Regions from separate parts of the Homo sapiens genome. Here regions 1, 3 and 4 are each linked to region 2. The links are chromatin loops, found by intact Hi-C in ENCODE. Cell type or tissue: endothelial cell of umbilical vein. All regions are shown on one strand. Region 1 holds the start of LOC107984469 (a long non-coding RNA gene). Region 2 has its middle 130 kb from the start of LINC02406. Region 3 holds the start of LINC02406 (long intergenic non-protein coding RNA 2406). Region 4 overlaps LINC02406 (long intergenic non-protein coding RNA 2406).

Region 1 (8,000 bases), 1.1 Mb before region 2:
AATGCCCCATCCATAATCAGGTTACTAACAAAATGGAGGACAGGACTTCACTCCTCCCCAAACGCCTACGGGGAAAGGTCCCCTTTTACTGAGCACCATGGCTACAATTTTAACTGTTACTACAAAATAAAAGTTGCTACATTGTCATAATGATGGGTTTTTCCTATTACCTGAAAAATTATTAACCGAGTGTCTGTAGCCAGGGAGAAAAACACCTTTAAAGTTTAGATATGCATCAGTATTTCCCTCAAGAATAGCACAGGTTAAAGCTTTCATAAAAGGAAAACAAAAATAAGGAGTTGAAAAACATAGAAGTATAAATTAACAGCCACAAAAAGGGGAAGTTAGAGAGAGACTATGAAAACATCTTTGTCTTGTGGAAAGATACAATCTGAGAAGCAACTCTGCAGGACTTGGCTGAAAGTCAACGGGAGGCTGATCATATGAAGTGGTAGAAGCCGCGTAATTTGTCACATCAAGCATCTGTGACAAACCCACATAGAATCCAAGGAATGTAGGTGATCTGACAAAAGCCCTCACGTTTAAAATTTGCCCTAAGTTTCCACAAATCCACCAAAAATTTCCCCGCATGGGCCACGTTTTCAGATACAGTTTAGCTATCTGTTCTTGTGACACTAGTTGCATTTGAAGAGTTCTTGGGAGCGGCGTGCGGTGTCTCACGTCCATAATCCCAGCAGTTTGGGAGGCCACGGCAGGTGGATCACTTGAGGTCAGGAGTCCGAGACCAGCCTGGCCAACATGGTGAAACCCTGTCTCTACTAAAAATACAAAAATTAGCCGGGCGTGCATGTGCCTGTAATTCTAGTTTCTCAGCAGGCTGAGGCGGGAGGACTGTTTGAACCTGCGAGGCAGAGGTTGAAGTGAGCTGAGAGTACACCACTGCACTCCAGCCTGGTTGACAGAGCAAGACTCTGCCTCAAAAAAAAAAAAAAAAAAAATTATCGGGGCTTGGGTGCAGTGGCTCACGCCTGTAATCCTAGCACTTTGGGAGTCTAAGGTGGAAGGATGGCTTGAGGCAGGGAGTTTGAGACAAGCCTGGGCCACATAGTGAGACATCATCTCTGCCAAAAAAGAAAAAAATCCATGTTGAGACATTTTTGTGTAAAAAAAGAAAAATTTACCTGGGCGTGGTAGTGTGCACCTGTAATCCTAGCTACTTGGGAGGCTGAGACTGGAGGATTGCTTGAGCTCCAGGAGTTTGATGCTGCAGTGAGCTATGATTATGCCACTGTGTTCCAGCCTGGGCAATAGAAGGAGACCCTGTTTCAAAAAAAAAAAAAAAAAAAAAAAAAAAAAGCTGGACACAGTGGCCCATGCCTGTGATCCCAAAAATTTGGGAGGCCCAGGCAAGTGGATCATCTGAGGTCAGGAGTTCGAGAACAGCCTGACCAACATGGTGAAATCCTGTCTCTACTAACAATACAAAATTAGTCAGGCGTGGTGGCACATGCCTCTAATCCCAGCTACTTGGGAGGCCAAGGCAGGGGAATCGCTTGAACCTGGGAGGCGGAGGTTGCAGTGAGCTGAGATCGGGCCATTGCACTCCACTCTGGGCAACAAGAGCGAAACTCTGTCTCAAAAGAAAAAAAAAGCTCTACTATTTTTACGGTTACAATGACAATAATAGAGGCTTTTCTCTCGAGGAGCTCTAAGTGAAATTAACGAGAATTCTCATGACCCTAGAAAGAGATGTTTAAAAAGCAAACACATAGGCCGGGTGCAGTGGCTCACGCCTGTAATCCCAGCACTTTCGGAGGCTAAGGCAGGCAGACGGCTTGAGGTCAGGATTTCAAAACCAGCCTGGTCAACATGGTGAAACCCTGTTTCTACTAAAAATACAAAAGCCGGGCGCGGTGGCATGCGCGCCTGTAGACCAAGATACTCAAGAGGCAGAGGCAGGAGAATCACTTGAACCCGGGAGGTGGAGTTTGCCGCAGAGATCAAGACACTGCACGCCAGCCTGGGCAACTCAGCCTCCTGAGTGGCTGGGATTACAGGCACCCGCCATCGTGCCCGGCTAATTTTTGTATTTTTATAGAGACAGGGTTTTAATATGTTGGCCAAGCTGATCTTGAACTCCTCATCTCAGGTGATCCGCCCTCCTCAGCCTCCTAAATTGCTGGGATTACAGTCATGAACCACCGCGCCTGGAGAGTTCTCTTTTCTTTGGGTAGGGCAAGGCAAACTGGAATGGATTCACCGGAGAGCTGTGCGCATGCCCTGGAAAGCATTCTGGTTAGACCCATGTGAGACAGGTTAGTTTTATTGTGTGTTCCTCATGTGTTGCTGCCATGGTCATCCTGCTCAGTAGAAGAGGAACAACAGGTTCAGACATTTGGCCTATGTCCTTGGCTGAGGAGCCAATGGGGTAAAGCTACCATATGTAGGATTATGACTGAACGACTCTAAGTCAGAATCCCGCCCAGGAGGGATATGGCAGCTCCACGGACCTTTTGTTGGCCTCGGATAGGCGATCCTCGCCGTGCGCCGGGAACCGGGGTCTGGTGCAGACAGCCCTTCATCCTGGGAAACGCGCTGCTGCCAGAAAGGCGGTCACTCCCTGACCCATCACGTAATGTGTTTGTGGGGAACCTGATGCTAAGCTATTCGTAGACGCCCTGCTTCTGGGTCAGGGTTTTCTATGGAGCAGAGCAGCTCCCTCCCTGCCATCTATTGAAAATCAGATCTCCACACAAGGGTCTCTCCACCCGTGTGTGGGGGACCCGGTGATATGGCGTGTCCTTGTGTAATTCAACCTTTGACGTGTACTTTTCTTCCTCCCTCCTGTTGCCCCTGGGGACCTCGTTCCCTGGCCCGCTCATGCCCACCCGCCCCGGAGCTCCGGAACACACAGCGGGTGTCTCTCGCCAGAGCCCATCAGCGCCCGCTGTGCATTTGGGAGGCGCCCGTCCCCACCGGCGGGCTTTCCAAGATGCCACGCGGGGGATTGCCGAGGTAGGGGTGGCGCACCTGCTCGTAGTTCCACCTCTCCGATTCCACCTCCTCCCCACACCCCTCTGGGAACTCCTCCAGGGGCTGGGATCGGATTCATTGAGCCTGTTGAGAATGGCTGAGGCGTGGGTGTCGGAGGGTGTGCCCCTGAGGTTTCTGTCCCAGTAATGTTCACGCATGCCCGGTGGTGGCCTTTGGGGTCACTGCCCCTCTCCCCGCCCCAGGTGCGCGGGGCTGGGATATGAGCCAGTCACTGCCTTTGTGCCTTTCCTTCTCTCTCCGCTGCCGGGTTCAACCAGCGGACAGTGGGGGAACGGCGGGCAGGTCGGTGGAGTTAGATGACAGTAAAGGTGGGCCGGCTCTGTGTGATAAGATTCCAACTGGGTCCGACCGCTTCCGTCCGCTGGCGCCGGGTCCCCCAGACGTCTGCGGCGAGCGTTGGAACTGACCATCAACCTGGGATTTCTAAGGAATAACAGATAACTCTGGTCAGCAGCACTACCACTTTTGTCCACTAGATGTCGCTCCTTCACTACGTTGTTTCTTCCTCTCCAATTGTTTCCACAGTATTTTCAGTTGCTCTTCATTTTGTTTTTATTTTTCCTTTTACTTTTCTTACTCCTCTTTCTACACACTGAAGTTGCTGTTGTTTTACGTTTACTTCCTTTTTTTTTTTGAGAAAAGTTGGCGTGTGAGAATGCGATCTCGGCTCATCGCAGCCTGGACCTTCCTGGGCTCCGTCAGGTGATCTTGCCATCTCAGTCTTCCAAGTGGCTGAGACTGCAGGAATAGCTTGATTCTGGGATGTCGAAGCTGCAGTGAGCCATGATCACGCCACTGCCCTCCAGCCTGAGTGACAGAGAAAGACCCTGTTTCAGAAAGTAAGAGAGACAGGTTAAAGAAATAACTCCTTGAAATTACTACAATTAATTGTGATCTAAATTACTTGTTATATTTTTCACTCCCACTAGTTTATTATTATTGTTGTTGTTATTATTTATTTGTATTATTGTTTGTTATAATTGTTATTGTTTTTATTATTTAGTTATTTAGAGATGGAGTCTTGGTCTATCACCCAGACTGCAGTGCAGTGGCACGACCTTGGCTCACTGTAGCCTCATATTCCCGGGTTCAAGTTCGAGACCAACCTGGGCAATATGGCATAACAACCGTGTCTACTAAAATCTATCACTGATACTCCCAGGGCCGTTGGATATGGCAGGTGCAAGTTCGGAGGCTGAGGCAGGCGGTTCGCTAAAGTTTGGGAGTTCGAGATGAGCCTGGGCAACAGGCTGCAGTGCATTTGCCTGACCAAGGCCCACCACAGCCTCTACCTCCCCAGCCCAAATGATGCTCCCACCTCAGGCTCCAAAGGAGCTGAAACTACAGGCGCCTGCCATCACGCCCGGCTAACTTTTTAATTTTTTCTTTTTTAAAGTAGAGACGTGGTCTCACTGTGTTGCCAGGGCTGGTCTCAAACTGCTGGGCTCAAGTGATTCTTCCACCTCAACCTCCCAAAGTGTTGGGATTATAGGTGTGAACCATGATGCGCTTCCCTCTTTTTCATTTCCTTTATTTTTCCTTTTTTCTTCCTCTTTCTTTCTTTTTCTTTCTTTCTTTTCTTTTTCTTTCTTCTCTCTCTCTTTTTCTTCCTCCCTTCTATCATTTCTCATTCTCTTTTTCTGTTTCTCTTTCTATTTTCTTCGTTATCTTTCTTCCCTTTACATCTCTGTCTCTTTTTCTTTACATTTTTTTTTAATCTTTTTTGCTGTCTGTCTTTTCTCAATTCGTTTCCTCCCATCCCTCCAACTGTCTGTCTTCGTGTGGATTCTGGAAGAGTCTCCTCATTCTGTATCCCCTGTGTATCACAAGCCTCTGAGACTTTTGCTTTGTTCTTTTCTCCTTGTTGCATAAAAGGCATTCACTCTTCTTTTATTTTGGTACTCTGTGGACGGTCGAGGGCTGGAAAGAAAAAAAACGGACCATGAATTTAATTGGTTTCACAAGAGACATGGGAGACCAAAGAACGCACGATGAGTACTTTGCTAAATATCCTGTTTATTCTCCCAACCAGGCTCATAAAAGTACAGATGCATCCGGTGGGTTGAGAGATCTCTGTGTAGTCGTGACCCTGCAATTATACTTGACAGGAGCGGTGATGACAGACGGGTGGCACAGAAACCTGCCCTTCTTTGGTACCAATTGAGCATGGTGACAACATATTCAAAATGGCCCATGTCTCAACTTGATGGTCCTGTTTTTCTGCTCTGTTCTTTAGGAATGAGTGGAGCCTTCCCGTGCTCCGCCATTTCCTTGCATTTTTCTTTTTACATACATTCATTCACTTATTTATTTATTAATTTATTTTAAATAGAGTCTCATTCTGTAGCCCAGGCTGTGGCGTGGTATCGGCTGGCTGCAATCTCTGCCTCCCTGGTTCCAGCGATTCTCCTGCCTCAGCCTCCCAAGTAGCTGGGATTACAGGCGTATGCCACCCTACTCAGCTAACTTTTGTTTTTTTAGTAGAGACAGAGTTTCACCATGTTGCCCAGGCTGGTGTTGAACTCCTGACCTTCAGGGATCTGTCTGCCCCAGCCCCCCAAAGTGCTGGGATAACAGGCGTGAGTCACTGCACCCGGCCTAAATTGCAATTTTTCAAAATAAATGTGTTTTTTGTTGTTGTTGTTGTTGTTGTTTAATAAATAGAGCATCACCTAGTAACCACTGTTATTGAAAGTCGAGGTGGCACTGAGGGAGGCCTGTCCAACTTCACAGAGCCTGGGACAACCACTTTCTCTATTTCCCCTCTGGAGGCCCCTCCCTCTCTCCTTCGCTGCCTAGGGAACCTCCATCCTGTCAGGGACCCTGTTGTTCTTTTATCCTCCTGTGTAAATGGTGTCTCGTTCAGTTGCCGAGGCGGTGGCATTGTCTCAGCTGGCTGCACTCTCTGCCTCCCTGGTTCAAGCAATTCTGCTGCCTCAGCCTCCCTATCAGCAGAAATTACCGGCACGTGCCACCCTATCTAGCTAACTTTTGTCTTTTTTAGTAGAGACAAGGCTTCACCATGTTGGCCAGGCTGATCTCCCAATCCTGACTTCGTGATCTTCCAGCCTCGGCCTCCCGAAGTGCTGGGATGACAGTCATGAGCCACTGTGCCAGGCCACCATCATTGGTTTTAACTGGGAATTCTAGATTTGAAGCACACATCATTCTATGCCACAGAATGACTTCTTTATCCTGCTGACTCAAGAAGCTGGGCCCCTTGTGATTCATTTCAAACCAAGAGTCACCTCATGTTTGGAAAACAGATCTGCTCCCAAGTTCAGTGGAGAGATGTGGCATGTAGGACAAGGGACTGTTCCTTCTGATTTAGTCTCCACGGTGGGGTTTAGGGCTGGAGCTCAGTGCAGATTGTTGACTCCCTATACCTTGGGTTCCATTGTCCCCACCCTGGAACATGGGCCTTTGCAGATCCCGGCCCTTTCTGGCCCTTAAGGCACTGTCAGAAACACCATCACGAGCTTGGATACCCCGAATGACTGTGGCTCACTCCTCTCTGGAAACATTTGAAATCTGTCCTCTATGCGTGGCCACCTAAAACCACAGGAGTGTGGGATACTTGGCCGCCATCCACCTCACTGCTTTCGGGAGAGAATGCTGAAAGTCTCTTGCTGACTCTCTTGACTCGAGTTCTTCAAGGGCATGTGGTCAGGACATAGTGAGACCAGATGTATTAAGTCAGGCTGGGTGTGGTGGCTTACACCTGCAACCCCAACACTTTGGGAGGCCAAGGCGGTAGGATCGCTTGAGCCTGGGAGCTCAAGACCAGCCTTGGACAACACGGCCAAAACCTGAGGTGCATGCCTGTGGTCTCAGCTACTCAGGAGGCTAAAGTGGGAGAATCACCTAACCCTGGGGTGGTTGAGGCTGCAGTGAGCCGTGATGGTGTCACTGCACTCCAGCCTGGGTGACAGACAGAGTGATACCCTGTAGCAAACAGACAGACAGACAAGAGCTATATTATGTCCTTCTCAGGGTAGGAAGCAAAAATAACAGAATATGGTATTTAAGATTTTTTTAAATTTTAAATTTCAATCTATTTATTTATTAATTTTGACTCCATATTATGAAACCAGCTAATTTTTGTATTTTTGTAGAGACGAGGCTTCACCATGTTGCCAAGTATGGTCTTGATTGCCTGGGATCAAGGAATCCACCCGCCCTCAGGCTCCCAATGTTCGAGAATTAAAGGCGTGAGCCACTGCTCCTGACAGCATTGTTTTTTGTTTGTTTGTTTGTTTGTTTCTTTTTTTAATCTCTTGTCTTTCCAGGAGTTTCACGGCAGAGTGTTTGGCTGGCTTGTTTAAATTCATTCTAAATAGGAACTGAGGATATCAGCTTCTGGCCTCATGGACTCAGAGCTGATGAGTCCCAAAAACTCATAAAGTTTAAAATAAATAATTTTGTTGTACAGAAATACACGGATGCACCCAAAACACAGAAACAATTCTTTTAAAAGTTGTCTTAGTCCTGGTGGGTGTGCCAGTGATTCTTTTAGGTTTGGAGCTTGACTGAGAGAATTTCCAGTCGGTCTCTGGATGGAAGTTCCAGATGATCCGATGGGTGGGGACTTAGACTGTGTCCCCCCAGGGGCCCTGGTCTATTAGTTGTGGGGACTGCCTGGGAGAGCGTGGTGACCCACTGTACTGTGGGAGCCTCTACCCTTCCCCTCCCTTCTCCCCCTCCGGGTGATGCCAATTCATTCCAGGCTGAAACTCTCATTGGCAGACTTTGGGCATCACCTAGTGGCCACTGTTACTCTGAAAACTGAGGCCTCAAGGAAGAAGAAAGTTCATGGTGCCTGTACACAGCCCAGGGCAACTGTGTCGTCTCCACTTCTCCTGCCGCCACCTCCAAGTTTCTCCCTCCCTTGTTTCCTAGGGAATCACCACCCTGATGACTGGGTCTGATTCTTCTTTGATCAGTTAAAAAAATAAATAAATATGCCGGGAGTGGTGGCTCACACC
Region 2 (8,000 bases):
CCCCATCGGTCACCCTTTTAAGATCTCATATGGTCCCTTTCATCTCCCATGGGGATTGGAAAGCAATGCAGTCTATGTTTACTTTGGCCCATACATTTGTTAAGTAAATTTGAATTTGTTTCCAACATTGAAATTTGGAATATTTTGTGCATAAACGCATATTTCTAGCTCCACCTAAAAAACCCAAAGTTCTGGTGACACTGGACACAAATTTCCACATAGCAACAAGATGGAGCTGAATACCACCTACTTCCACCACCTAGTTCCTGTGGACTGGGACTGTCTGGAGCCGCATTTTATGACACGCCACCCAGCTCGCATTTCATTTGGGCTATATGACTGGATCCACTTGCCTGGAGGGAAAGCTGCAAACACCAAAACATGGCATATCAAGCCTTCTGCACGTGCTTCTGCCAGGCAGCCTTTTTGGAATCCTGCCCTTCTACACAGCCCCTCACTTTCCAATACCCATTCCCCTCTGGCCTCACACAGTATACTTTAGTCAGGTCAAAATATTCGCACTTTCCCAATCACACCACAATCTCCAGTTTTCCTCCAGTTACACATGCTATTCCCTCTATCAGGAATGCCCTCGAGCCGCTTTAAACTCCCCTTCATGCATCCAAGGAGAGACAGATCTTGATGGGCCTACAGGCTCAATTCCTCCCTTTTGGGAAGACTAGCAGAGAGCTGGCTCAGCAGGTGTCTTGACAACCCTCAGCGAAACGGGGGTTCTAGTAGCAGAGCATCTAGCAATCCTGCCCTAACAAGAAATGATGGGTAGCTAGATATGGGTATTTACAGTGTGCCTTCCACAGGGATACTTCTTTTACCTGGTGGATGGCCTAACGCCTAGTTGTCCAACCCATGACCAGGGGGTTCCTTCCCATGGGAAACTTAGTTATAATAGCAGACACCCTTTTGGGTCTTGTCTGACCCCTGCCTGACCATGGCTCAGGCTGAGCCCAACCCTGTGTCTCCCCCATCCACACCCCATCCCTCATCCCAGAGAAAAGCTAGCTGGGGCAGTCCCTCATTCTTCAGATGGAAGGTGCAAATTTAATACACCACCCCAAAAGGAGACGAGTTGAACGATTTCGCTTACGGATCCTGGGTGAAGAGAACATAGTGAGTCTGGAGGGCAGTTCTCTTTCTCCAGTTCATGTGAGGCAGGAATGAAGTCAGGCAAAGAGAGTGAGTGAGTGAGTGAGTGAGAGAGAGAGAGAGAGAAAGAGAGAGAGGCAGCATATATAAAGGAAATATAAGGGAATAGATTGTGAGTCACTGTGAGTTAATGGGAAAATACCTAAATGGGCCATTTAAATGGCAGGAAAGTTGGGAGCTCCATCTGCTAGGCAAGAGAGATACCTCAAATTTCTTATCTCTGGCCACCCTTCTGGAGCCATGTGTGTTTGGTGTAAACTGGAAATGGTGTCAAGGGTGACAGACCCCTGCTTCTGATATGATAAAGTTAAATTAATATTCAAAATGGATGCAACGACAACATAAAATTATAAGAAGTCTCTATAGCAAGTCAGAGTTAGCTCAAAACAAATGGAACAAATGGGATGACACCAACAGCTAGGCTTTGGAGTTTCCCCCTTTCTAACAATGTCATTTCCCCACTCATTGTTATATAGTCACAGGTATATCCTTCATTTCTCTGATCCTATAAATATGTAGAGAGTTACATATCCTGTAAATATGTAGGGCCCCTTTCAACTAAAACATTGACAATTGTGTACCCAGCCTAAAATTGGCTTAAGCTGTAGAACTATGAGAAAGTAGGGGATTGCATTGCTCTATTAATTTTCTGCTTGTAACTCTTCCCCCAATATACCCTTTAAACATCTGCTCCATGCAGTGCTAGAGTGTATGTCATGCCTTCAATTTCCTGTCTAAGCCTTCCTTGGTTTATAGAGCCTTTCCTGACTTCCCCAGCAAGACTCAGATCTTTGTTCCTCCCCCAACTTCAGCACCTTGCTCATTCCCTTAGAGTTAGCCCAACACATAAAGGATTTATCAACTCTATTATAATTCCTCCTGTGAGTTTATATTTTATTCATCTTTCTAACACCACACCAGGTACAAAGTAAAAGCTCAATAAATGTTCACATGAATTAGCTGAATAATATCAATGGGGTCATTCAGGTAGCTTCTTATGGTAGTTATTCATGAGACAAAGCAGTACATCTTCCCATCTAATTCAATAAGATCTGAAATAAATAACATTAAGTTTCATTTTTCTGCCTTCCTTAGAATATTTTTTTGTATTATTTTTTTATATAACAATTTTATGGAATGGTTTTGAAAACTAATTTCAATAAGATGTCCATAAGGTGCTTACCATAGTGCTTAGCAACATGTGAGTATTCGGGAAAAGGTCAGTGTACAAGGGAAGCATCATTTGCCATGGTTGAAAACAAAGGTTTTGGAATTAAACAAGATTTCAATCCTGTAGCCAAAATAGCATGTCACACAGCATAGGTACTGAATAAGTATCTGTTGAATGAATGAATAAATTCATAAGTGAATGAGAAATCCTGGCCCTGCCCATTATTCCTAGGTTGTCTCCAAGCCCTTGAAATTGCAGCTCTCTCCACCTAAAACAATCTTCCCCAGATATTTGCCTAGTTCTGTCACTTCTCTAGGTCTCTGTTCAAATGTTCTCTTATTGAGAGGCCTTCTCTGAAGTACCCAGATGAAAGGGAACCCTGGCACTTTCTTTTCCCCTTATCCTACCTTCCCTCTTCAATATATGATCATCTGTAATGCTACACAGTTAGTTGTCTTTTGGCTGCAACATTAGCTCAAGAGAGCAGAAATTTGCTTTGTTTGCTTCTGCACATTCACCCAGAAAAATGTCTGGGTGAATGAATCTTGAAGAATCTTGGCCTATTGCCTCTTCCTCATTTGTAAAATAATGGGGTAGAAATGATACGCTAATGCCTTCCTAGATGAAACCTTATATGATCCCTTTCTCCCAATTTTTTGCCCACTGTATACACTAATAAACCTCCTTCTTTGATAAATACCTTCAAATTCTGTGCTGCCAGGTAAAATTGGTCATGCTGAAAACCTTTTTTTTTGTCCACGGTTGTTTGGCACTGTCTAGATGGCAGCTAAGTGGTAATGAATCTGTATTTCTATAAAATTTAGAATGTTATAGTTGTGATGGATCCAAAAGCTCGCCTGGATCAACTGACTCATTTTACAGATACGAACTTTTAAGACCAGAGGGGCCAAGTGATTTAGTCAAGATTCCTCAAAGTTAGTGCCAGACCCTCCAGATTGGAGGGTCCTAATCAGCACCTATTACAGTAAGCCATGGTTCTACTGTAATTAAAAGGTGGGCACCAGGATTCAAATACCTTCTAACCCTGAGTCCATTCCTTTTTCTACCATAAAGCCCTGCTCCTCCAGTCCTGCTAAGAGCCATGCGCATTAAACTTACCCAGTGGAAACACAGTTATATTCTTCCAGCAGCCAAATCTCTTCTGACAAGCTAAGGTGGAATTAGCGACAAGAAGGCAGAGCTTGAACTCATTAAGGGTCTGAGCTCTTCAGAAGCAATACTCTATCCCTTGTCATCTGTTCTGCAGAATTTGCTCCTGTGGTTTCATGGGGCACATAATTCTTGGCAAATCAAATTCCTTGAACCTCCTAAGGCTGCTGGACAGGAGCTTCAAGAATTATGAGTTTTCAGAGTCTGAAGATAGCTATTCAATTTAACCAACTGTAGCAACTGATTTAATTAAGTAGTCACTCTGGTTTAAGGCTCTGCACTTCTTCAGATGCTATTTAACGATTCTGTCTTCCGCTTGAATTTGACTCCAAATCCACCCTAATATCCATAGGCAGTTAGAATTAATCAGTGCTTCCCACTCAAACCCACTCCAAGTCCAAAAAAAAAAAAAGAATGATTAATTTGTCTAGCTGCAGTCACCAACGTTGTAGAGGACATCACTGCCCCCTGGTGGAAATACTAAAAACTGTTCTGGGACTGTTCCCAGAAAGATCAAAATCTATACAGAAAAAACTAACTTGTTAGTAATCTGCACATTGAAAGGTCATGACGTCCCAGTGACCATGTTATTATCCTACTCTCTTTTCCCCTCCTTAATTTCTCAATTCGTAGCTCAAGTTGCTTCAGGCATCTACAACGCATCATCAGATGGTCTCCCAGTGACACTGGAATACGAAATTTCCTCAGTGGATGTGCATTACCAAAACACCAGTGACCACTTCAGGACAAATCAAAAGGTTGTCTTCATGTAGCATAACGTTGTCTAAATTTAGGAGAGCTTTAGTTCATGCAGCTACTGAAAAATCTGGCTTCTGTGCATACTTGGCAAATTTGCAAATCACCTCTTAATTCTTCCCCAGTTTTTTTTTTTTTTTTTTTTTTGTGGGTGGAGGAGGATTTCCCCAAATTTAGGGAAAAAAAAGCCTAGGTTTTTTTTTTTCTGTTGAAAAAATGGAATGAATGAGGTGAGTGAGCCTCAGGGCCTTTTATTTTCCCCTGCCAGTGTAAGACAGAGAAAACAGTGTAGGAGCTGCTGTCATAAAAAAAAGCCTTCCCCAATGACTCCTGTTTACTCTTTGGAACTCCAAGAGTTTATTTTCTAAACCATGGATGCTAATCCTGGATGCTCATCAAGATCATCTGAAAAGTTTGCCATTTTGTTCTTACTGCTATTGTGTTATATTATTGTTTGATACAGATTCATAATTACTGAATTGTTATTTCAGAGAATGGGGAACCAAATTGTTTTCATGAATGAATGAAGTCTCTAAGTAAACCCTAATCTTCTTAGAACAATATTTCCTTCATAACTGACTTTATACAAATTAATTCTTTTCTCTTTCCCAATTGCCACCACTTTCATTCATACACCAGCATCATCCATGAGCTATTGCAATGGGCATAATATATTATGGCACACAGGAGATTGTCTTCCCATCCATCCTCAACACCACTTTCAGAATCATATTTTTAGACACCAGATAGATCCTATTATTTCCCTAAATAAAAGCTTTCAGTGGCTCTTCATTAAACATAAGATAAAATTCATATTCCTTAGCATGACATACAAAAGCTATGTTTCAATACCTACAACTAATATATCAATCAAAAAACGTTTTTTAAGTCTATGCTTCGGCCATGACCAAAAACTTATAGTTCCCCCAAATATGCCATACCATTTCAAGCCTCTTAACCTTTGCCTAAAGCCCTGCTTAGACTGCTTTTTCCCCATGTCTACCCATTTCTACCCATTTCTGCAGGACATTTATTTTTCCAGACTCGCAATTTCCCTCTTTTTAAAGCACTTTCCTAACCTCTTTCTTCTTCCCATGTAGAACTGACCATAGTACTTATAACACTTGACTGTACTCGCTAGTCCACCTCCCTCTGATAATTAGAATGGCCATAAGGGTGAGAGAATTATGCCTGAATGATTTTTGTATCTAGAAAAAATTACTGTTGAATGAATGAGTGAAGGAATGAATAAAAATGCCCAACACATACGCAAGTGCATATTTGACTCAGTTTACATTTCTCCATTGCCAAACTGATGGGAAAAAAAGTGTAAACTCATATGATTGAGCAGACATGATTAAAAACTTAGCACCCAAGAGCCCTTCCTCAGGCAGAAGGTGAAATGAGTAGCTTCATCTGACAGGTCACAATAGCCCCACCCACAGCTGGGAGAAATCAGCTCACATTGAAGGAGCTAGGTCCTGGGGTAGCCACTGCCCCTTTCCCCTGGATTCTGTAAGAGCTTGATTCGCCCGTACTATAATGTATATTTAATTATATTACTTAATAAATCGTCAGCATTTACTTTACTTGAATCATGATTTTACTTGCATGAGTACATCAACTTGATATGTAAGCCTATACTTCTCTAATACGAAATAGTTAAGAATCAAAAAAAAAGTTTTTGAGCACTCAATTTAATATAAAACATTAATAATAAATAAACATTGCCCTTCCAGGTTTTTAAACCCATGGAAACATAATGCATCTATATTAACGTGAAACTTCATGCATGTATAATCATTATTAAATAAGTAGATTCAGTTTTCATCCTTTAGACAGTCTTTAGCAGTGTAGTATATGACAATAAATGAAAAGTGTATCAATCAAAGTTTCATAGTCCTCTCTCTGCATAAAGAAATATGAGGGAGGAAAATGAAAACTAAATAGATTGGCAGGCAGAAAATGCTGATACTGTCCTTCATCCACATTTGGAATAGTTCTCTGGTCTCTCTCTTCCTAAAATAACCTATGCAGTGAGTCAAATAATTTCTTTCTTCTTTGGTAAAACTAGACCTAAATTTCAGTTTACAAAGAAAGAAAAGTGAAAATAGGGAAGGAAGGAAAGAAAGATGCCCAACTGCCTGACTTTGAATTAATTGCAATCCTTTTAATAAAAAATAAATAAATAAATAATATTAAAAAAGCTGTTCCATCTTGACCACATCCTCTGTCAATCTGCAGAACTACCCAGTGAAGTAGGGTTGTTCATACAGCTACGGAGCTGAGACTCTAGGCCTCTACAGATCCATTGACTAATTGCCCTAAGGGCTCAGGTCAGACCTAATTTCCCCTAATTCCAGTGCTTTCCTCATTTCAAAAAAGCAATGTTTTATCTCTCATCTTTTTCGGTTAGTTTCTAGAGAATATTCTCAATTCCGACTTTATAATTGAGGAGATAATTGGAGGAGATAATTTAAGATTACCACTGCTTACAACTGTGCTGTCCAAGACAGTAGCCTCTAGCCATGTGTGGCTGCTGAGCACTTGAAATGTGGTTAGTGCAACTGAGGAATTTAGTTTCAGATTTTTTTAAATTTTAATTAAACTAAATTTAAGCTGTAACACAAACTCAGTTCCACCAATGGAAAACTTTTAAGTATGTTTGGATCAACTTGTGCATATGAATTTTTCCACTCTAAATTTTATGAACTCTAAATTCATTTAAAAATATATCTAATGAAAAGCTAACATCTGAATTGAGATGAGATATGCTGTCAGTATAAATACATGCTAGATTTAGAAGGCTTAGTACAAAAAAGAATGCAAAAAATCTCATGGATAATTTCTATGTTGATTACATGCTGAAATAATATTTTGGAAACATTGTGTTAAGTAAAATGTATTAAAATTGATTTTACCTATTTCGTTTTACCTTTTTCAATGTAGCTACTCAAAAATTTTTAATTTTTTATGTGACTCATATCATATTACTATTAGACAGTATTGGCTTAGAAGAAATCTCTATCAGTGAATGAGTTGAACCAGATCTCTCTCTCTTCACCTCCCTCCCTACCTGACCCCACCTAGCAAGTAACAGCCTAGGAGAGCTGGCCATTCAAGGATCTATCTGACTTCCATAATCAGCCTGTTTAGCTTTCTCATGCCTCAGTTTCCTCATTAGCATCAGATTTTCTTGAGGCATATTTACATATACAGTTAAGGTAATTATCTAAGTATCAGAGCTACAAGAGGAAAGGAAATAAGATGTCTAAATTAAAACAGCCAGCTCTGATAAAGGAAAAAAATAATAGGGTTTCAAAATTCAAAACCTAAAGGTATCTCTTGCTATATTTCCCCACAGATACAATAATGCAATGGCTACATCAGTTTTAGCAGCAGGACAAAACAGGTATTCTCAGATGTTAACATGAATAAGGTGTTTTCTGAAAGATTTTATGCAAAAAACCATATATATATATATGAGACTATAAAACCCTAAATTAATATGAGTTTAGCTTACATACAGAGGTGCCATTTTATCACTCTAGTAATCTTATGTCATAACCTTTGTTAAATAGCAAAATACTGGCATTCTTTATTTCCTTCAAAAACAAAAAGACTACAAAATAGGCATAATTGGTTGATGTCCCTATGGGTCTAATGGGTCTATTTTGGTTCCAATAAGAAGAAAAAATTGATAGGAATATATGTTTTCCTTTTAGTGCTGGCCAACTCT
Region 3 (8,000 bases), 130 kb before region 2:
TATGGTTGAGGAAGAGAGGATATAGTACTAACTATGCATTTTTTTTTTCTGAAACAAACACCACAGATGCTTTTGTTGCAATGGTCAACAGACCACATCTTGAAAACCTCCTACTATGGTCTATCACAGTAATTCTCAAACTCCAGTATGAATTAGAATCACCGGGAGGGCTTGTTAAAACAGATTTCTGGGTCCCACCCCAGAATTTTTGATTCAGTAGGGCCGGGATGGTACCTGAGAATTTGCATTCTAACAAGTTCTGAGAAGGTATCGATGCAGCTGGTTCAGAGACCACATTTTGAGAATCTCTAGTCTATTCAACAGAAAAGTCTCTCTAACATGGCAATAACCTACAATTTTATGGAATTCCTCACTATTTCCTCAAAAAAAGTCCCATAGCAAATAAAGAAAAAATGCACAATGCGCCTTCTAATTTGAAATAGAATATCTCATAATAGCATGGTCATCATTACAGCTTGTGGATTTACTGATCTTGATGGTTGGTTGGAGCAAAATGGGGATAGGTGTCACGTAAAAAAAGTGGTTAAACCTGCAGGAAGTTCTGGTTACAGCACCTGTTAGGTGAGTAATTGATTGGTATCCTTGAAACTCTGCTTCAGCTGGTCTGTTTTCTACCTCAAGAACCATGCCAAAACAAAACAAGACAAAATAAAGCATACGGGTCTGTTTGAACACATGCCTAAAAACAGCTGAGCAATTCATCTACTATTGATTTTATTGATCTGATGCAGGGAGGTAACTTCACTCTAAAACCTTTGTTGATACAAACTACCTATAATTTGCCAAATTATTAAACCCAATATGTATCGTAAGCCAAAAATAAAATCCCAAGGCCGCCAACCATCTGAATGGACCCCTCCTTTCTGCCATTCTAGTTCAGAACCTGATAGAAGAGAGGGTTGGACAAGCCTCATTACAGCTCCCCAGAATTTACATCAACACAGACCTTAGATTTGATAAGAAGCATTTATAGTCTATTCTCTCTGAAGCCTGGTACTTGGAGCCTTCATCTACAAGATAAAACCTAGGTCTCCACAAATCCAGACATTCCTTTCTATTGATAATAACTCTTTCAACCAATTGCCAGTCAGAAAATTTTAAAATCTACCTATCACCTGGAAGCCCCCATCTTTAAGTTGTCCAGCCTTTCCAGATTGAACCAATGTAATTCTTACATGTATTGATTGATGTATTGTGTCTCCCTAAAACGTGTAAAGTAAGCTGTATCCTGACCACCCTGGGCACATGTCATCAGGACCTCCTGAGACTGTGTCATGGGTGCATCCATAACCTTGGCAAAATAAACTTTCTAAATTGACCGAGACTTGTCTCAAGTACTATAGCTTGTCTCAAGTTTATAGCATGTGATATGGCTTGGCTGTGTTCCCCACTGAAGTCTCATCTTGAATTGTAGCTCCCATAATTCCCACGTGTGGTGGGAGGGACCCGATGGGAGATAACTGAATTATGGCGGCAGTTTTCCCCATACTGTTCTCATGGTAGTGAATAAGTCTCAGGAGATCTGATAGTTTTATAGGGGGAAACCCCCTTCATTCTCATTTTCTCTCTTATCTGCCGCCATGTAAGATGTGCCTTTTGCCTTCCCCCACCACGTGGAACTGTTGAGTCCATTAAAGCTCTTTTTCTTTATAAATTACCGAGTCTTGGGTATGTCTTTATCAGCAGTGTGAGAACAGACTAATACGGTACGTTATAGAAAAGAAAGCTATGTATTAGAACTTAGTTTGGCATCCAGAAGTGTATCTCTCTGTAATCACTCTTTTATTCTACATTCCCTTGTCATTTGTTTCAATCTATACTGTGCCATTGTACAATACTTTGCTTTACTGTTTCTCTCTTGTTTGTACATTTCCACAAGTTAATCAAAAGCTCCTCCAAATCAGGAATCTCCTCTGTCTTGTATCTCCTTACAGCATTACTTTATTTTTATAAGTAATACTGAGGAAAAATATTGAGGAAGAAATGTCTGAACAAAGCCAGGCTCCTAGGGGAATACAGTTGTTCCAGGGTATCACCTAGGATTCATTACAGGACCCCCCGCCCCCAAACCTCCACCCTTACCAACTAGGTATTAAGGATGCTCAAGTCTCTTACATAGAATGGCCTTGTATTTGCATATAACCTATGCACACTGCACATCCTTCCATACACTTTAAATCATCTCTAGATTCCTTAAAATACCTAACACAATGTAAATGCTGTGGAAATAGTTGTTATACTGTATTTTTTGTTTTTAATTGTATTATTTTTTTTTCCTCCGAATATTTTCCAGCCCTGGTTAGTTGAATCCACAATGCAGAACCACGGATACAGAGGGCCAATTGTATTAAAACAACAACAACAACAACAACAACAACAACAAAACACTCTTGCTTTGATAAACTATTGTTACATTTATCTCCTTTGTGAAGAATTAATGCAGATTGTAGCAATAAGCCATTATGACTTTTAGAAAATCTGTAAAGTGCACGTAAATATTATTTGATGCAAAGTTATTGTTGTTTGGACAGAGGTAACAGTTATTAAGAGAAAGAAATGAACAGAGTAAATATGTTTTAAAAATAAAAAGGCTATGGAGGAACCTGAGTCTAAAACACACCTCCAAAAAGTCGCTTTCAGTGGCCACCTTACCCCTCCTCATCTTCCCTGGAGCCTGCTCCCCCTGGTTTGGATCAACTTCTATCAGGCACATCCTTCCCGAACTGGACTTCCAGGTGTTCAACTCCCTCCCTTCTTTGTCATGTTCTCAAAGGACCTCAGTCCATTATAATGTCTTCTTTCCCCCACGCCCCATCATTGCAAGCTGTCAGTGTAATTAGTCATAACATAGGCTGTTTAATACCTCTTAGATTTAGTTTTCTGAAAAGGGATCGTTGCATCTTCCACAGACTGTGGAACATAGAAAAATTCTAGCGTTCAGCGAGTCAGTGCATCCCTCTGAATAGTCACCAAGATACTGTTTTAGTTTGGATATTTAAATTATGTCAGGTATAGATCCCTAAAATTGGAGATGAAACAGTGAACATGACTTTCTATTTTCTTGTATGGTGGTAAGAACACTTAATATGAGATTACCCTCTCAACAAATGCTGAAGTGTGCAATACAGTAAGGAGTATCAGATGTGGGACAGTCAAAAGAGGATCTAAAACGCAGGAGACGGAGGTTAAGCAGCGGTTTCCCGGGACTGGGTTGTGCTCCCGAACGTTCGCAGGTTCCAGGACCGACCGCTCACCCCGGCGGCAGCCGACCGGGTCCCCACTCAACGCCGAGCTACCCCGGCTCAGCCCCCTGGCCGCGAACTGGGGGTCCAAGTGGGAGCGGACCTTGCGCCACCTGCCCCGCTCGCGGGAAAGGCAGTAGGAGGGAGGCGACTAGGTCTCTAGCGACAGAATCCGCACCTGCCCCACGTGCCCTGGCTGCAAGTCGCGACGCCTGCAAACAGAGGGCCCAGGGCGCCGGGACTGGGGAGGGGCGGGCCTGGGCGGCCCAGCCGGTCCCGGAGAGGCCGCCACAGAAGCCGGCCCCGAGCCCTGGGGCACATTCTGGGGAGGGGGGTGGGGTTCCGCGGCCCTTATCACTACAGCCCAGGAGAGAACCCGGTTTTGAGCGTGGTTTCCCCGCCTGCCCCCATTTGCACGCCGCGACTCTCTTTTTTAAAACAAGAGTGGAAGAGAAAGGCGCCAACTTATGTCCCTCTTGCTCTTCGGGGCTTCATGAAGGGACCTCCTACCCACACCCACGCCCAAACCCGCCACAAACTCCAGAGCGGGACAGAGTCCGCGACCTTCAGACGACCCCGGCGCGAAAGCGCGCGCCCACTCGGAGTGCCCCGAGCCAGCGCCGGCGAAGCAGGTGGATTCGACCGCCCCCAATTCGTCCCGCTTCAGCACCCGAGTCACTCCCGTTCCCGCCTCCTGGTGCTGGAGGACCTCACCCAGCACCGAGGGGCACGGACAAAACGGAGCGGGAAGTGCCCAGTTCTTGACGTCGGATCCGTGTTCGCGGCCGGCTCAGGGTCCGGCGCTGAGGACGCGTGTGCGGGGTGGTCCGCCGCCCCGGAAGGTCGCGAACTCGCCGCCTCCAGCGCCGGCGCCTTAACCCCGCCGGTCCCGGCGCCAAAGTCCCGACAGTGGCGGACGCCGGCACCAGGGGCGATGGAGAGCAGGCGACACCGAGGGTGTCCATCCGGTCCACCCAACCTGGTGCAAGGCTCTGGGAAGCGCGCTGACAGGATTTCAAGGCCAGAGTTAAAAAGGCGCGTTCCGTGGTAACATTTTAATCCACTCACTGCCAGCTGCTGCCACTTCTCTTGCTACTGCACACGGAAAGCCCTCTTCCACCTCTCTCCATTTCCCCAATTCTATAATACCTCCATTTAGTTTCATGTTTGTTTTGCTTTTGCATATTAAAAGATTTATAATAATAGTTCTGACGCACAAGGCTTAAGAGACAAGCTATATAGACTGCAATCCGATTTTATAGGCTTGAATCCACCGTCGGTTGGTTATGAGATGCTTAGAAAATTATTTCCATTCTCTGTTCCTCATTTTCCTCACATGTACAACATGGATAATAACAGTACTGATCTCATAAGGTTATTTGGAAGATATGGGCATATAGCACAAATTGCCTGATGCCGAGTAAGCACTCAGAGCTCTCCTCCTCACAGAACTGTAATGTATTACAACTGAAAGAGCTTTAAAAACACGATTTTCTGAGGCTGAGCGCAATGGCTCAGGCCTGTAATCCCAGCACTTTGGGAGGCCGAGGCGGGCGGATCACCTGAGGTCGGGAGTTCGATACCAGCCTGACCAACATGGAGAAATTCGTCTCTACTAAAAATACAAAATTAGCTGGGCGTGGTGGCACATGCCTGTAATCCCAGCTACTCGGAAGGCTGAGGCAGGAGAATCACTTGAACCCGGGAAGCGGAGGTTGCGGTGAGCCGAGATCGCGCCATTGCACTCCAGCCTGGGCAACAAGAGCGAAACTCCGTCTCAAAAAAGAAAAAAAGAAAAAAAAAAAACTAAACTAAACCCACGATTTTCTATTGTACTGCGAATTTGTCGATTAGGGATGGGTGGGAAACTTCTGTTAGTGATCGGACTTTCAGGCTGGGCAACCTGGGTTGCAGTTCTACCTTCACCTCTTACAAAATGTGTGACCTTGGGCAAGTCACTTCACCTTTCTGCACCTCAATTACATCCTCTGTCAAATGAGATAATAGCTCTTGTTAGTGAGGACTCAATAAGCTAACATTTGCAATTAATTTAGAATATTTACTATCAAATGTATATGCCTTTATAAAATGTAGAATTTACCTTTTATAAGGAGGTAACTTGTAATTCAAATTCTATGCAAATCCATCAGAATCTCAGCCTTATTACAAACACTGCTAGCTACATTTGCAATGTACTCTAACCATTTTCATATTCTTTCCTTTCAACAAGCAATTACAAGTTAAACATGATAGTTAACATTTTCAATGACTGTAAGTAATAATTTTGGGAAAAATACTGAATACCGAATTATACTAGTTGAGGTATAAGATGTTAGTGACAATGTTAATTATTGTTTCCAATATTACTTATAAAATATACATTTTATACTTTTGAGGAATCAATTCAATATTCAGTGAATGTCTCCCTAAGCCTCATATTCACATTCTTTTTTTAATTTTAATTTTTAATTTTTGTGGGCATATATTAGGAGTATATATTTAAGATTTACGAGGTATATGGGATATTTTGATACCAGCATACAATGTGTAATACTTACATCAGGGTAAATGGTGTATCCATCCCCTCAAGCATTTATCCTTTGTGTTACAAACAGTTCAATTATACTCTTTTAGTTATTTTTAAATGTACAATTAAATTATTGTTGACTATGGTAACCCTGTTGTGCTATCAAATACAAGTTCTTATTCTTTCTTTTTAACTACTTTTTGTACCCATTAACCATACCCACTCCCCGCCAATCCCCCGACTGCCAGCCCCAGCCTCTGGGCCTTCTCTCTGTCTCCATGAGTTCGATTGTTTTAATTTTAAGCTCCCACAAATAAACAAGAACATGCAAAGTTTGTCTTTCTATGCCTGGCTTATTTCACATAACATGACCTCCAGTTCCATACATGTTGATGCAAATGACAGGATCTCATTCTTTTTAATGGCTGAATAGTACTCCATTGTGTATATGTACCACATTTTCTTTATCCATTCATCTGGTGATGGACACTTAGGTTACTTCCAAATCTTGGCTATTATGAATACAGCTGCAATAAATATGGGAGTATAGATATCTCTTTGATATCCTGATTTCCTTTGTTTTGGGTATATACACAGCAGTGGGACTGCTGGGTCATGTGGTAGCTCTATTTTTAGGTTTTGAGGAACCTCCAAACTGTTCTCCCTAGTGGTTGTACCAGTTTACATTCCCGTCAACAGTGTATGAGCATTCCTTTTCTCCACATCCTCTCCAGCATTTGTTATTGCATTTCTTTTGGATAAAAGCCATTTTAACTGGGGTGAAGTAGTTTTGATTTGCGTTTCTCTAATGATCAATGATGTTGAGCACCTTTTCACATGCCTGTTTGCTATTGGTATGTCTTCTTTTGAGTAAAGTCTATTCAGCTATTTTGCTAATTTTTAAATTGGATTATTAGATTTCTTTCCTATAGAGTTGTTTGAACTCCTTATATATTCCTATATTAATCCCTTATCAGATAGGTAGTTTGCAAATATTTTCTCCCAATCTGGGGGTTGTCTCTTTCCTTTGTTGATTGTTTTCTTTGCTGTGCAGAAACTTTAAGCTTGATTTGTTCGTTTTCACTTTAGTTGTCTGGGTTTTTGGGCTATTACTCAAGAAATCTTTGCCTAGTCCAATGTCCTGAAGAATTTCTCCAATGTTTTCTTTTAATAATTTCATATGTTGAGGACTTAGATTTAAGTCTTTAATCCATTTTGATTTGATTTTTATATATGACAAGAGATAGGAGTCTATTTTCATTCTTCTGCATATGGATATCCAGTTTTCCCAGTATTATTTATTGAAGAAACTGTCATTTTCCCAATGTATGTTCCTGGCACATTGGTCAAAATGAGTTCACTGTAGCTATATAGATTTGTTTCCAGATTCTCTATTCTATTCCATCGGTCTACATGTCTGTTTTTATGCCAGTACCATGGTGTTTTGGTTACTATATCTCTGCGGTATAATTCAAAGTCAGGTAATGAATAATAATTCCTCCCATTTTGTTCTTTTTGCTCAGGATATCTTTAGCTATTCTGTGTCTTTTGCAGTTCCATGTAAATTTGGGGATTTTTTTTTCTATTTCTGTAAAGAATGTCAGTGATTTTTGTTTGTTTTGTCTTGTTTTGTTTGAGACATAGTTTCGTTCTGTCACCCAGGTTGGAGTGCAGTCATGTGATTGTAGCTCACTGCAACATCTGCCTTCCAGGTTCAAGCAATTTTCATGCCTCAACCTCTCAAGTACCTGGGACTACAGGCACGTGCCACCACACCCAGCTAATTTTTGTATTTTTAGTGAAGATGGTGTTTTTCCATGTTGGCCAAGCTGGTCTTAAACTTCTGGCCTCAAGTGATCCACCTGCCTCAGCCTCCAAAAGTGCTGGGATTATAGGCATGAGCCACTGTGCCCAGCCGTCATTGGTATTTTGATAGGGATTGTACTACATCTCTAGGTTGCTTTCCATGTTATGGACGTTTTAACAATATTGATTCTTCCAATCTATGAACATGGAATATCTTTCCATCTTTTTGTGTTCTCTTCAGTTTCTTTCATGAGTGTTTTGTACTTTTTAACTGCAGAGATCTTTCACTATTTTGGTTAATTGCTAGGTATTTTACTTTATGAGTAGCTATTGTAAGTGGGATTATGTTCCCGATTTCTTTTTCAATTTTTTTTTTTTTTTTGCTGTTGGCATATAGAAATGCT
Region 4 (8,000 bases), 150 kb before region 2:
TAGAGAAAGACAGCCAGGTGAGGGCAGAGTTAGGCTTCTGAGCTCAGACTCTCCTTGGGCGGGGCTTGCTGCAGCTGCTGTTGGGGGAAGGGGGTGTGGTTCCCAGCCCAATACAGTATTTTCCCAAAGAGGATTATGGCTGTCTCTGCTGCATCACACAGGTTATCAGGGAAGTGAGGGAATGCCAGCAGCCAGAGGCCTCACCCCATTCCCACACATCTTGCAGCTCAAAAAGCCAGTCTCACTCCCACCGTGCCCCACTGTGCCCTAGCACTGAGTTTATTTCCAGTCAGCTGGTTAGCAGGGCTGAGAACTTGCCCCAAGCTATAAGCCTTCCAGCTGAGAAAGCAAGCCGACTCACAGTTCCTCAGCTGTCCCACGGAGCCCGCAGGGGCAATCCACCTCCTTCAAAGGGTCTGTGGATTCTCTCGGCTTTCCTGGTATGTACCTGTAGTACTTCTTGGAGCAAAAGTTCATGATGTGGGTCTCCACACACTGCTCTTTCCCTCTGAGTGGGAGCTGCAAGTTAGTCCTGTCTCCTATCCACCATTTCCCCCCATCTTTTTTTAATATACATTTCTCTGCCCATCAGTTCTCTTGGGCCCTGAGTTAGGCAGCCAGGCCTTCAAGCCTCCCGCCCAACTGATCAGCTGCCCTCTGCCCTTGCCTCTGCTTCCTGAATATCTATCTTTATTCCCTCTGCCTGTGTCCAGCACAGTCCAGCACTGCCCTGATTCCTCAGTGTTACTTTTACCATATTCTATTGCAGATAACTGTTTTATTTGTCTATGTCTTCCATGAGACTGTAAACTTCAGAAGTCAGTAATCGTGTTCATATTTGCATCACTTTTCTATTGTTGTGTAACAAATGATTGCCCACATTACCAGTTTAAAAAAAATACACATTTATTATCTTAGTTGCTGTGTGTCAGGAGTCCAGGCTTGACTTGATTGGATCCTCTGCTTAGGGTGTCCAGAGGCTGCAATCAAGGTATCTGCTTGCAGCAGATGGTTTGAATCATGGAAAATGCAGAGGCATTTGAACCAGAGCAACTCCATCTTGAATAGAGACTGGGTAAAATAAGGCTGAGACCTGCTGGGCTGCATTCCCAGGAAGTTAGGCATTCTTACTCACAGGATGAGATAGGAGATCAGCAAAAGATACAGGTCAGGAAGACTGCTGATAAAACAGGATGAGGTAAAGAAGGCATCTGAAACCACTGAAGGCAAGATGGCGATAAAAAGTGTTTTCTAGTCATCCTCACTGCTCATTATATGTTAATTATAATGCATTAGCATGCTAAAAGTCACTCCCACCAGCACCATGACAGTTTACAAATGCCATGGCAATGTTAGAAAGTTACCCTATATGGTCTAAAAAGAGGAGAAACTCTCACTTTCAGGAAATCTCCACCCCTTTCCTGGAAAACTCATGCATAATCCATGCCTTGTTTAGCACATAATCAAGAAATAACTGTAAGTATTCCTAGTCGTGCAGCCCATGCTGCTGCTCTGTCTATGGAATAATCATTCTTTTTTTTTTTTTTTTTCAAATTTTGACTCATTTATTGAATTAAAATTATACTACGTATAAAACAGCAATCTATATGCAGTGATTTAATGCATCATAATATATACATTTATCTTTACAAAGTCAGGATGCAAGTTCCAATGATTATGACTATAAAATTTATATTAAACATTTCCATAAGTGACTTCGGAATAATCATCCTTTTATTGCTTTACTTTCTTTAAACTTGCTTTCACTTTACTCTGTGGACTTGACCCAAATTCTTTCTTGTGCAAGGTCCAAGAATGCTTTCGTGAGGTGTGGATTGCGTCCCGTTTCTGGTAACATCTTGACTAGAAAAGGCTCTGCCTCTAAGCTCCCTCAGGTTGTTGACAGAATTCATCTCCTTGCGCTATGGAATTCATGGTAAATTGCTTCTACAAAGCCAGCAAAGGAGAGAAGGGTAAGGGGGTGGGAACGGGGTGAATGATGAGAAATTACTTAATGGGTACAATGTACATTATTTGGGTGATGAATACCCTAGTTCCCAATCTTTTTGGTAGCAGGGACCTGTTTTGTGGAAGACAATTTTTCCACGGACTTGGGGGTAGGGGATGGTTTTGGGATGAAACTGTTCCACCTCAGGTCATCAGGCCATTAGTTAGATTCTCATAAGGAGTGTGCAACCTGGATTCCTTGCATGTGCAGTTCGCTATAGGGTTCGCTCTCCTATGAGAATCGAATGCCCCAGCTGATCTGACAGGAAGCGGAGCTCAGGCAGTAATGCTTGTGCTCACCTCCTGCTGTGCAGCCTGGTTCCTAACAGGCCACAGACCAGTATCTGTCTGTGGCCCAGGGGTTGGGGACTCTTGCCCTAAAGCCGTGATTTGATCAGTATACATTCTCTTCATGTAAAAAAATTGCACTTGTACCCCCAAATTTTTACAAATAAACAAAATTTTAAAAAGAGAGAGAACCTCTAGATATTTATTAAAAAAGCTAGCATGACTGAGTTTTATATAACACAATTAACAAAATCACAGTGTGACAACCTATCACTATATTCTATTGGGGAGAAGCAAGTCTTCCAATGGTACTTAGTCTTTCAGGCCAGCTCTTGGTTGAAGATTATGCAAAAGAATTTTTGTTTATTGTTCCCAGGCATTTTCCTTCATTATTTTCTCTGGGGACTATTTATTACTCAGCACATAGCTAACAGTCTCTTTGGGTCTAATCAAAGCCCCTTCCTTATAAGGCATGCACACATGCTCACGTGAGTCTGTGTATGTCTTTTGTGTGTGTGGTCTGTGTATGTGTGTGTGGTGTTTGTATTATGTGTGCGTGTACATGTGTGTTGCATGCATGCGTGTGTACATATACATGTGTGCATTTGTGCTCATGTGTATGTGTGGGGTGTGTGTGCAAGTGTGTTGTATGTTCTGTGTGTTTCAATTTAGCAGCTGGCCAGCATTACTAGCTGCACCTCCTACGTTTTCAGCTCCAATCTGTCATTCCAATGGTTTGATTTGTGGGAAAGAAAAAGGTCTAGCTACCCACTTTCTTATTCACCTCAGCTGTCAGCCAGTCTGTGGCATGCCAAATGGAGTTCACGTGTATTCTCACAGCCTTCCCACATTCCAGGAACTGGCTGTTTCAAAGGAAGTGTTTATGATATATTACCTGAGGTTATGCAAACATTTTTGGGCATCTTACAAGGTACAGTTTCCACTCTCAGCTACCTGCCTCAGTCTGTCTGTGTTGGAAAACTTTTTTTCATGGGTTATAATTGAGTTCAATTATTAGGGCAGCACACGGCTGCCTTTACTCTACTTTAACTGGGAGTAATGTGAAGGAGTTTTCCAAACACATTGCTATCCTTATTTATATGCAGTGGGCCTCGCTAGGTCTCACACAGCCTTTTCAAGGTCTGATCATTATCCTTTAGCCACATTTTTACTCCCCCTAACAGATGCTAGCTCCAGACATACAGAATTTATTTTAATTTATATATTTATATTCCACTTTAATTTTAATATATATTTAAATATAGAACCACTTACCGATGCCTGAATGTGTGATGATCTTCCTGTATCATTTCCTATGTACATGCTTCTGCTTAAAACATATTTCTCCTGCCCTTTTAAACTGATTACTTCAAGACTCAAGTGGTATTGTCTCTGGAAATTCTTTTATTACACCCCCTCAACTTAGGTTAATCTGCCTTAAAATAATATTCTTTTAAGATAACTATTAGTTTATGGATTTGTGTTCCCTAATAGTGAGCTCCTTGAGGAAGGTAATTTGTCTAGTATGCTTTGCATCAGCAGAGTCTAGGATACTGCCTGACCATAAGATGCTCTTAGTAAAAGTCAATTGAACTATTATGTTCATTAAAGACACAAAAATAATGTTTCACAGTGCAAACCCTGTTTTTTATGGAATGCTACCAGATACCTCACTCTAGATTGACATCGGATTATTGAAATTAGTGCCAAGACCAGCTCGGTCATGGACACCCTAACTCAGCAGCACTATAGGAATTAAAGACACACACACACACAAAAATATCACGTGTGGAGTGGGAAATCAGGGGTCTCACAGCCTTCAGAGCTGAGAGCCTCCAACAGAGATTTACCCACATATTTATTGACAGCAAGCCAGTGATAAGCATTGTTTCTGTAGATTAAAGATTAACTAAAAGTATTCCTTATGGGAAATAAAGGGATGGGCCAAAGTAAAGGGATGGGCTCTGGCTAGATATCTGCAGCAGGAGCATGTCCTTAAGGCACAGATCCTTCATGCTATTGTTTGTGGTTTAAGAACAACTTTAAGTGGTTTTCCAGGTGTTCCTTGCCTTCATTCCAATAAACTCACAACTTTCCAGTGTGGGCGTCATGGCCATCACAAACATGTCACAGTGCTGCAGAGATTTTGTTTATGGCCAGTTTTGGGGCCACTTTATGGCTAGATTTTAGGGGCCTGTTCCCAACAAATTAGCAATTCATCAAAAATGGTTGTCATTCAATCCATTACACATAGTTTATTGGCAAGGAAATTGTTAGACTTTGCTAAACAATTTGCTGAAAAAAAATTTACCTGAGCCATTCTCTACTTTATGAGTTGGTTACCCATATCAGTAAAGAAATTACGTTAATTTGGAATTATTTTTCACATTGTACCCATATTGAGTCCAGTGTAAAAGTTGCTACGTGATGGTTTTCCCTTCCCAGGACTATTTTTTACCACCTTCTGGTAATTGCTACCATTTTCTTTGGTAATAATGTCCCCTCCCTACACCAATCATGTTATTCTAGTGGAGACGGCCAATAATATTCTGCCCTTTCCCACCCCCTTGTCATAAAATGGGTCCATTTGTCAGCACAGAGCAATCCTGATATGCAATGTTATGACTCAGCTGGATTAGTCACCAGCCTTCCTTGGGATTCTCTGGCAGCTACAGGCTGGCATAAGGCTGTCCTTCTGGACCATGATCTCTGACATGCGGAGAGGCCCATGAAGACACAGCCTACAAACAAAGAAAATAAGAGTGATAACAAGAGTAACATTTCAGCTCTCATTTCGAGTTGCTGAGATCCAGGTCGTTGTCCTCAACCCTGTAAGTTTCCTTTTTTGCTGTGAGCCAGCCTATTGTGCCTCTTTTTTAAAAATACCATTTTCTGCTTAGGCTAGTATATTTTGGATTTCTGACAGTAGCAATTAAATATTTTCCTGAAGGGATTTATTAAGGAAGCAGCAGAGGAAGCATTTTCTCAGGTTTACGTTCTGCAGTCTGCCAACACACTGTGCCTTTTAATTTCAGCTCTATAGAAAGAGTCCCTATAAGACATATGTCCTTTTCCCATTCACCGTAAAGATTCACAGGGTTTTATAGTTTGAGGAATATAGGTTAAGATCAAAATAGGGGCAATGACTTCAAAAGCGAATAGCTATATTCCAATCAATGCATAAAAAAGAAGTGGGGGATGAAGATTTATATTGCAAACAGTGTCTAAAGTTTACAAAATTATTTAACAAATGATTTCTTTAAATAGTGAGTTTCTGTTGGGGTATTTAAAATGTACATTGGCTAATTCAAACTTGTGAGGACTATTTTGTACACATTAAACAAGGAAGACCACCTGTGAATTGCTAAAGAAGAGCATCGGCCTTTCTTTAGATCATGCACAGGTAAAACAATGTTTTATAGATTCTAAAATCTCTGGCCATGATCCTACAACCAGAAGTAAAACAAAGGCAGAGATGTGACAATGACATATTTTAAGCCGTTTATTTAAGCCAATAAATCACTGGTGTATTTATCCTATAAATATACCATATAAAAATTACTATACTTACTAACCCTATAAATCAGTAGTAAATCTCATTCATATCTTATCCAACTACCAGTACTATTCTTCTAAGCAGCCCAAGAAATAAGTATAAGGTAGTTTCAGTTCACCTATAAAACCAGAAATGGCCCCTGAGGGCTGCACCTGGAAGCCTTGCACACTTCTCATTGTTTGGGCCTTGTTTCCCCGCTGAACCATATCCTTTACCTTATTAAAGCATCACATGAATATACTCTGAGTCTTGTGAGTCCTTTGCTCTTACTTGTTACTTTCTTTTGAGTTTAATTAATATCAATCTCTTCATGTGTACCTCTTATAACGGAGGCTTAAACATCTCACAAATTGTGAATTTTCCCTATACATAATTAGTCCTCTGTAAAACAAGATATTAAGGATATAACATAAGCATATAACAAAGTCAGAGGCAGCACCAACAATTAATTAAATTTGAAACATTTTTTGATATTTTCCTGTTTTTCTAAATTAATGTACATGTCCTTTCTTTATCAAAAAAAAAAGAAGAAGAAAAGAAAGTAAATTAGGGAGATGATTAAGTAATAGGGATAGTACAGGACACCCAGAGGTTAGCTACTCTGAAGACTTCTTCTGCCATAGGCTGTTACTACAGATAAATCAAAATTAGTCATTTACCATTAACACATTTGCGTATTTCAGTGTTACCAGACATTCCCCATAACCAGCTCTTCCAACATTTGTCCTGGAATAAGATGTGCTCAGCGTCACCCATGTGAGGTACAGGCTTGAGCTAATAATTCTGTGTGTTCAATATCCCCAATTCTACCCACTACATCTGTAGACAGGTGAGATCAAGGTTAACACTAAGAGAACTTTAAGTGAAATCAAGGTTAACATTAAGAGAACTTTAGGTGAGACCAAAGTTAACACAAAGAGAATTTTAAAGAGTAATCACAAAAAGGCACTCTAAAGCTGGGCATGGGAATAAGAGACAAAGGATTCTCTGACTCCAGTGGTTGCAAATCTGGCTAAGCTTTAAAAAAAAAACATCAGGGAGATTTTTTTAAATGCTGGTGGAAAAAAAGACAATAGTAAAAATTTTAAAAAAATAGCTTAATGTTGATTGTCAGGTCACTGCTTCTAGCTGTACAGGTCACAACTCCAAGGGCCACACACTGCATACACTTTCGATGTGAATGGAGTCCCATGGAGCTGTGCAACACAGCAGTCCTGCTGGGCCCTACTATACAATTTCTGGAGATGGTGATAGGGCTTTTATGCTTTTAAAAACATGATTCTAACACACAGCCAGAGTTGAGAACTAATGGTCTAAACTGTTTTTTCCATATGCTAATTATATGCCTTTGAGACTCATGTTGAGATTGTTATTGTTTTCAATATCTGCCTGCTGAGCAGATATTTCTTCTCCATTAATACCCTTAGGAATTTATCTTTTTTATATATTTAACAATAATCTTTCCCCTGTTGTGAAAGAACATTTGTTTTTATTCCTACTTTTATTTACCTTGCTCCATCATATCTAAAGTTTGAAGAAACTTGTTGAATCACACACTTTTATGTAATTATATAATTTCACTTAAATAATAATGTAATTTTTACATAGATATAGATGTTATTTTTTCCAGATACTCTGCACATTTCAACAGTTCTCTTTAGGAAATAAACAAAACTTGTATCAAGAAAATTATCTTCTAAGCATTATATGGCACATATATTTTAAACACCACTATAATCTGCTTTAAAAAAAAAGCCATTAATAAAAAGGTCAAATCATGTGTTAGTGGGTAATCTGGGTTGTTCTGTTTTGCTTTCTGGGCCTCACAACCTTCTTGGGAGACCTGCTGTGTCTCCATGCCATGAGTGGCTGGTGGGGCTACTCATTACAGGACTAGGACCATCTCCTGCCACAAACCCCCGGCCTCATTGTCACCATAGGGTAGGTGAGGATGTGACTTGGTTAAGGCTAATTTGAACCTCAGGACAGAAAGCAACTGGAGTTGGGTTAACCGATGAGAATGCCCTACCGATAGTTCAGTAATTCCCTGACCTACCCTAGGTAACCATATTTTCTTTTTATTCTATGAGTAAACAAATTGCTTTTTGCCTAAGTTAGCCAGAATTGGTTTCTGTGATTTGCAACTAAA

The links. Peaks named below come from ENCODE experiments on the same cell type or tissue, not always from the same donor. Only the 100,000 strongest peaks of a DNase experiment are listed, where the experiment ranks them.
Region 1: a loop joins it to region 2, with 17 times the contacts of the local background. A loop is called at or near these places in 13 of 110 quality-filtered maps.
Region 3: it touches region 2 in a loop (16-fold over the local background); 33 of 110 quality-filtered maps call a loop at or near these places.
Region 4: it touches region 2 in a loop (3-fold over the local background); 4 of 110 quality-filtered maps call a loop at or near these places.

What each region holds. Positions count from the first base shown.
Region 1 is chr12:38,135,403-38,143,402 of GRCh38, forward strand. It overlaps LOC107984469 (a long non-coding RNA gene), which reads left to right and starts at 3,088. Exons shown (of 2, transcript XR_007063272.1): 1 at 3,088-3,461; 2 at 7,131-7,249. RefSeq lists a silencer at 7,505-7,799. In endothelial cell of umbilical vein, a CTCF peak has its summit at 3,489 (motif pointing right); a DNase peak (open chromatin) is centred at 3,489; H3K4me3 peaks cover 559 bases.
Region 2 is chr12:39,269,399-39,277,398 of GRCh38, forward strand. No RefSeq gene overlaps it. Among named protein-coding and RNA genes, the nearest start is that of LINC02406, 130 kb to the left of the region's middle. RefSeq lists an enhancer at 7,801-8,000. In endothelial cell of umbilical vein, a CTCF peak has its summit at 3,997 (motif pointing left); a DNase peak (open chromatin) is centred at 3,983; H3K27me3 peaks cover 884 bases.
Region 3 is chr12:39,141,391-39,149,390 of GRCh38, forward strand. It overlaps LINC02406 (long intergenic non-protein coding RNA 2406), which reads right to left and starts at 4,080. Exons shown (of 3, transcript NR_183477.1): 1 at 3,978-4,080. In endothelial cell of umbilical vein, a CTCF peak has its summit at 4,172; no DNase peak of the experiment used is centred here; H3K4me3 peaks cover 588 bases; H3K27me3 peaks cover 1,725 bases.
Region 4 is chr12:39,122,669-39,130,668 of GRCh38, forward strand. All of the region lies in intron 1 of LINC02406 (long intergenic non-protein coding RNA 2406), which reads right to left. Among named protein-coding and RNA genes, the nearest start is that of LINC02406, 19 kb to the right of the region's middle. RefSeq lists an enhancer at 6,936-7,437. In endothelial cell of umbilical vein, no CTCF peak of the experiment used is centred here; a DNase peak (open chromatin) is centred at 4,933; H3K27ac peaks cover 454 bases.